2 separate regions of the Mus musculus genome follow, and region 2 is linked to region 1. Evidence: chromatin loops called from intact Hi-C (ENCODE). Cell type or tissue: gastrocnemius. All regions are shown on one strand. Links, peaks and the distances in the headings refer to the core of each region. The heading gives the core; the rest is flanking DNA.

Region 1 (2,926 bases), core at 245-2,744:
CAGCTCCCTGAAAGACATACAGGAACTTAATAAACTGAAAAGTATCCAAGTTCTTGTTGCTTATGCACTCTTAAGGATGGGTCTTATGAATTTTGTAAATTTCAGGAGCTTCCTGACACATGTAAGGTCTGTGTGTGTGTGTGTGTGTGTGTGTGTGTGTGTGTGTGTGTGTGTTTCTTTTCTTTTCTTTTCTTTTCTTTTCTTTTCTTTTCTTTTCTTTTCTTTTTGTTCTTGCTGTTTTTTTTTCTTCCCCTGTAGATATCCCTAGAGTCTTAACCTTCCCTCTAGGAGGAGCTGTTTAAATAGGGAGGAAGCTGCTGCACAACATGTGGGAACACAGTAAAGAGAGATAAGTAGTCCATTTTGTATACACTACTTCACATGTGAAACAACATCGTGTTCACCACATTATGAAAAATAAAAATATATCCAAATGAGTATTGTGTGTGTGTTTCTCCTGCTTTGAATGTGAGTCACATGTAGAACTGACTATTGTTGAGTTACAAAGAAAATTCAAAAGAGATTGGTTCCTATCATCTCTTACTCCTACAAAAGGGATGGGTAATATGTATGTTAAGGTTAACCACTTTCATTGTAGGTCCTTGAGTGATAGCAGGCAATAGATCTTTCAAGTAACCCTAACTAAATATGTAATGTCATTTAAAACAATTTCCCAATACTGGTGAAATGGCTCTGATGAAGGTGCATGCTGCCAAGGCTGAGAAATCCAAGTTTAATCCTAAATACCCACATAATGGAAAAAGAGAATTAACGTCTACAAATCCTCCTCTGATTTCCCTATGCAATGTGTGGCAATGTGTGTTCATATACACACAAAAAATTCATCGTTACCTAAATTTTTAAAAAATAACTTATTTCTGTGTTTAAGTACATTTTTAGATAGTCTTAGATTTTATATTCTATCAGTTTGTAACCAAAAATTATGTTCAATGAATATTTGAAAAACACTACTAAAAGTGTATGTCATATGGTACTGAGAAATCATTTCCAAAAGTGCCTGCCTTGCAACCATGAAGACCTCTGTCCTTATCTGCATCACCTATGTAAAAACTGAGGATTAAGGTGCACATCTGTGACCTCAGAGGACAAAGAAGCATCTGAAACAACACTTTCAATCAGTCTTGCCAAGGTAATAAACTTCAAGATCCATGAAGGGACCTGGGTCAAAAATTAAAGTGGAGAGCAATTACTTTCTTGTCTTCACATGCACCCATGTGTGAATATATGCACTTATACATTCACACAAAGCATATGTTAGAGGAAATATTATACATATATGTCAGATAAGAGAATGGTATAAATGCTACCTAAGACATAGAAGTAACTCAAAACATGAGATGGATGGTGTTTATTTCATTAATTTCTTTTACTTTTAACCTCTTCACCACATTAATCATATTCATCCTTGTTGAGGGCATTAACCCTTTCCCAGTGAACATTCTCAGCACTGGGAGATAGAGAAAAAAAAATGTCATTTAATGGCATGCTGTTATAGCCTCTACTACTGCTTAAAGAGGCCAAGCCTCCATTAAATATTTCAGTTTATATAGGTTTCGGCAAGGTCATACTCCTGTGATTATCTGGGGTGGTCTTTTATCCTAGTCTCAAAAGAAATTTTTTCGCTGACAGTAAGCATGTTTTTTGGAAGCTGACATTCTCTGGATTTTAGTTAAGTCAGCTTTACCTTTAGGAAACAGAACTTGACACCCAAGTGGATATTTCTGGTTGTCATTTCTAGGAGAAGGGTAGCCAGTGTTACCCTTTTCAGAGAAACAGTGAGGGCCAAGATTTGCTTAGCAAGTAGGAGTTCACAGCTCAGCTGTCGTTCTGCTGTTTCAGTTCAGGGACAATTTTTGTTTTTGTTTGTTTGTTGGTTGTTTTGTTTTTTGTTTTTTTTTTGTGATTTGTTTGTTGTTTTATTTTGTTTTAATTATTTTATTCATCTACATTTCAAACATTGTCCACCTTCCTAGTTCCTCCTCCATGAGCCCTGACATCTTCCCTTTCTTTAACTTCTTTTTTTCTTTCTTTTTATTTATTATTATTATTATTATTTTGGTTTTTCGAGACAGGGTTTCTCTGGGTAGCTGTCTTGGAACTCACTCTGTAGACCAAGCTGGCCTCAAACTCAGAAATCTGCCTGCCTCTGCCTCCCAAGTGCTGGGATTAAAGGCGAGCACCACTGCCCGACCTTTAACTTCTAAAAGAGCGTTTCCCCACCCACTCATGCACTCCCACCTCACCGCCCTAGCCTCCCCCTTCTCTAGGATATCAAGCCTCCACAGGACCGAGCATATTTCCTACCAATGAAGGCAGACAAGGCAGTCTTCTGTTACATATGTAACGGGGATGAGGCAGGGAGTGGGTCAACCCATGCATGCTCTTGGCTTGGTGGCTTAGTCTCTGGGAGCTTTGAGGTGTCCAGTTAGTTGATGTTGCTGTTTTCCTATGAGGTTCCAATTCCCTTCACCTCCTTCAGCCATTTCTCTAACTGTTCTATAGGAGTTCCCAAGCTTAGTCCATTGGCTGACTCTTAAGTATCCGTACAGTGTATCTCAAACAGGTGCTGGCAGAGCCTCTCAGAGGACAGCTGTGTCAGGCTCCTGAAATTTTGACCCAGAATTGTTCCTGTCTAAAGGAAATGCTGGGACAAAATTGATGCAGAGACCGAAGGTAAGGCCATCTTGAAAGCACACCGACTTAGGATCTATCCCATGCACAAACACTACTGCTGATGCTGTGTTGTGCTTGCAAGGACAGGTTTTGATTCAGTTTTCTTATTCCTTTCTTACCCACTATTTCCCATGTAATCTTTTTAAGCATAATTAATCCTAAAGCTTTCTGCTACCTTTTCTCCTTCATTTTGGCTTACCCCTTCACCCACTCACTAGACCCCCAACTTTTA
Region 2 (2,926 bases), core at 176-2,675, 50 kb before region 1:
GTCTCTGTTGAACAGCAAAAACCTTTAAAGAGCTGCTTTTTAAGAAAACAGCAATGTTAGGCTTGTTTACCCAACAGCAATAATTCAGTATTGGCAAATATCATCAGAGATTACTTCACCAAGGGCAGGGACTTTGGCTCAATTAGAAACTACAGTAAGAGCTAATATTTACAGAGAAGTGGAACACAGATAACACCCGGAGCCATAGAAGACCAGCTCACATGTGGCCTGAAGCTGAGCTTTGATTCACCCATCTTGCCTAGCACTGAGTAAAAATGTTAAAATCAAGACGGGGCAAGAAACAACATAAATATATATTGTACAGTCATTGGATTTAAATTATTTGGCAATATAACTACATTCAGAACTTACCGTACCATTTACTATATGTTGGGGTTGTAAGAATGGATACATACGCAATTTGACCTCGAGGTTTATGATGATTTTGTTTTAAGATGTTCATCATTTCAGAGGTACAGCAGAAACTTCATTCCAGAAAGGTTCCATTTTAGCTATAGTCATGAAAGGAGTCCTTCTAGGGATGACAGGGTGCAAGTGGAACCTGGGAATGTGTAGGCTCTTTATAAATCTGTTTCCAGTTCCCAGATGAAATTATGACTTCCCAAGCATTGAACCCTTGTGTATAACTTTAATTTTTTAAAACCTACTTGTCAGTTTGGTTCTTTACACTTTAACTGCTGTGGTAAATCTCTCCAACCCAAATATGCCTCTGCAATGAAATCACAACTCAGTTAGTATGAATACAGGCTGTGTGCCTAGATTGGGCAGATCTACCACTGCACTACCATCTTCCACATCTATGAGACCTCTTATAACTTGTGAATTCTCAAGGCCATTGCTTTTGCTCTTCTTCTTCCTCCTCCTCCTCCTCTGTGTCCTCTCCCTCTTCCATTTTTTCCTTCTTCCCTCTCCCACCATCTGCTGCACCTTCCCTTTTATCTGCCCAATCATCAGCCTTCCTTTATTTTACAAATTATGGTGGGAAGCAGGTTTATAGGAAATCACCTGAGTATTGACTCATTCCTTGTTTGAAGCCACTCACAGGAGAATGGAATTGACATCAAATATAATCAGCCCCAGGGCTATCCACAACATTGACCTCCAAACTAGCCCAGCAATGACCACAGGTAGTAAAAAAGAATGTACATGGGGGAAGTAAACCTGTTTAGAACTTTTTAAAATTATTGTTTTTTTATGTATTTATTTATTTGATGAAGCAAATCCCATCAGTATTATCAGGAAGTCAGCTGTTCAGTTCACAGTTAAGCAGCAGTGGCTAAACCCACTGGAAAACACTTCGTGGATATACAGTCAGTCTAGTTCAGTAATGTCAGGACAGCAGCAATGGTGGCATAATGTAGCAGGAACACTCAGGCCTTAGCCAAATTGGCATGAGTCAGCAGGAAAGGACTAGTGCCAACTGCAACACCAGAAGTTCTCAGCTGTTCCTCTCTCAGTGAATCAAGGATCAGTGAAGACACAAGACCAACAGGCTTTGCCAATCTAGGTCTACCAAAAAGCCTCTCTCACAGTCTGTTGAGTCCTACTTATATATTGCCTTCAAACAATATGTGTCTTCCATGGGTCTTGCCTCACTCATCAGCACATGAGTCTATGTCAGCTGATATTATTCTGCCAACAGGCGTGAGTTAGAGGAAACAGCCAGAAGTGGCAGGATACCACCAGTTTTTAGTGTGTTTCTGTCAGTGAAGACAGACAATCAAACTTAACTTAGTTTTTATGTAAGGCAATAAAAACTTAATGTAAGGCAGAATCAGGAGCTCAACTAGACCCCAGAATGTTACAGTGTTTTTACCTTTCCAAACCACAAGCATCTATTCCAGTTGATCACTCTAATCCTGATTTAAGGATAAGGAATTTCTTTAGGAACATGACTTAGGAAAACACTTATCCTGTTCCCATTGGTTACATTATTCAACTCTGTTTGGATGACTAGTCTAATGTCTTAAATTACGGAACAGGATATCATTTATCAATATATATATAACCTGCCAAGCAGGATATCAGTTGTCCAGGGAGGTCTTGAGAAATGAAAGTTTTATTGAAATTGGATCCAGTTTGTTTCCGGTTTACAATTGTTAGTTAGAAAATTTGGAAACTATTTCTAAAAATTAATGGTAGAGTAACTTTTTATAGTGAGTGAATGATGATGACTAGGAGAAGACTGAATACTAAACTTGTTGATAAATATAATAAGTGAGTGTATGACTGTTTAGTAGCAAAACAAGTCATATGGTTTTACATTATTTCTCAAGAAGTTTATATCTTACAAAGAAAATTAAGGTGAAATGAATGCGTGAAATGAACACAGTTAAAAGACTCAATATGACTTATAATGTTCTCTCTATGAAGAGAAAATATATGGAAGAAAGGAATACAATGTCTTAATAAATTTAAATTGATAGATTGAGAGAAGGAAGAAAGGAGTCTTAGGAAAAGAAATGTTGAAAATACTCTCTCAAAATATCCAGAACTATTAAGATTGGAATCAAATGTGCAAAATAAAAGAGAGGATAAAAGAAGTGGAGCAAATGGCAGCAGCAAACTAGAGGCTAGTAGAGGCAGAAAGTTGAACTATGGTTGGGTTTATGATAATAGAACCACATGGCATCTGCCATATTCTGCTTTCTTTCTATGTTACTATTTGTTTCTTTCTACCTAGACAAAAGTATCTTGAAGCAAGAAAGCTTATTTGAACTTAAAATTTTTAAGTATGTGTCATGCATTTGTATGGCTTTGTATACTGCTATGGATAAGCATGTTAGGACTGATGCAAAAGAATATAAACCTGCTGATTTATTGTGTGGAGTTTATAATTTTTCTTCACATATCAGAGTAATACATGGTAAAATATAAAACTTATTTTTCAAAGTAAAGACGTTAT

What was found. A loop is a pair of places that touch in the nucleus more often than their neighbours do. Peaks named below come from ENCODE experiments on the same cell type or tissue, not always from the same donor. Only the 100,000 strongest peaks of a DNase experiment are listed, where the experiment ranks them.
Region 2: a loop joins it to region 1, with 4 times the contacts of the local background. A loop is called at or near these places in 2 of 42 quality-filtered maps.

Annotation. Positions count from the first base shown.
Region 1 is chr1:99,210,957-99,213,882 of GRCm38, forward strand. No RefSeq gene overlaps it. Among named protein-coding and RNA genes, the nearest start is that of Cntnap5b, 560 kb to the right of the region's middle. In gastrocnemius, for the core only: no CTCF peak of the experiment used is centred there; no DNase peak of the experiment used is centred there.
Region 2 is chr1:99,160,670-99,163,595 of GRCm38, forward strand. No RefSeq gene overlaps it. Among named protein-coding and RNA genes, the nearest start is that of Gm7967, 570 kb to the left of the region's middle. In gastrocnemius, for the core only: no CTCF peak of the experiment used is centred there; a DNase peak (open chromatin) is centred at 1,412.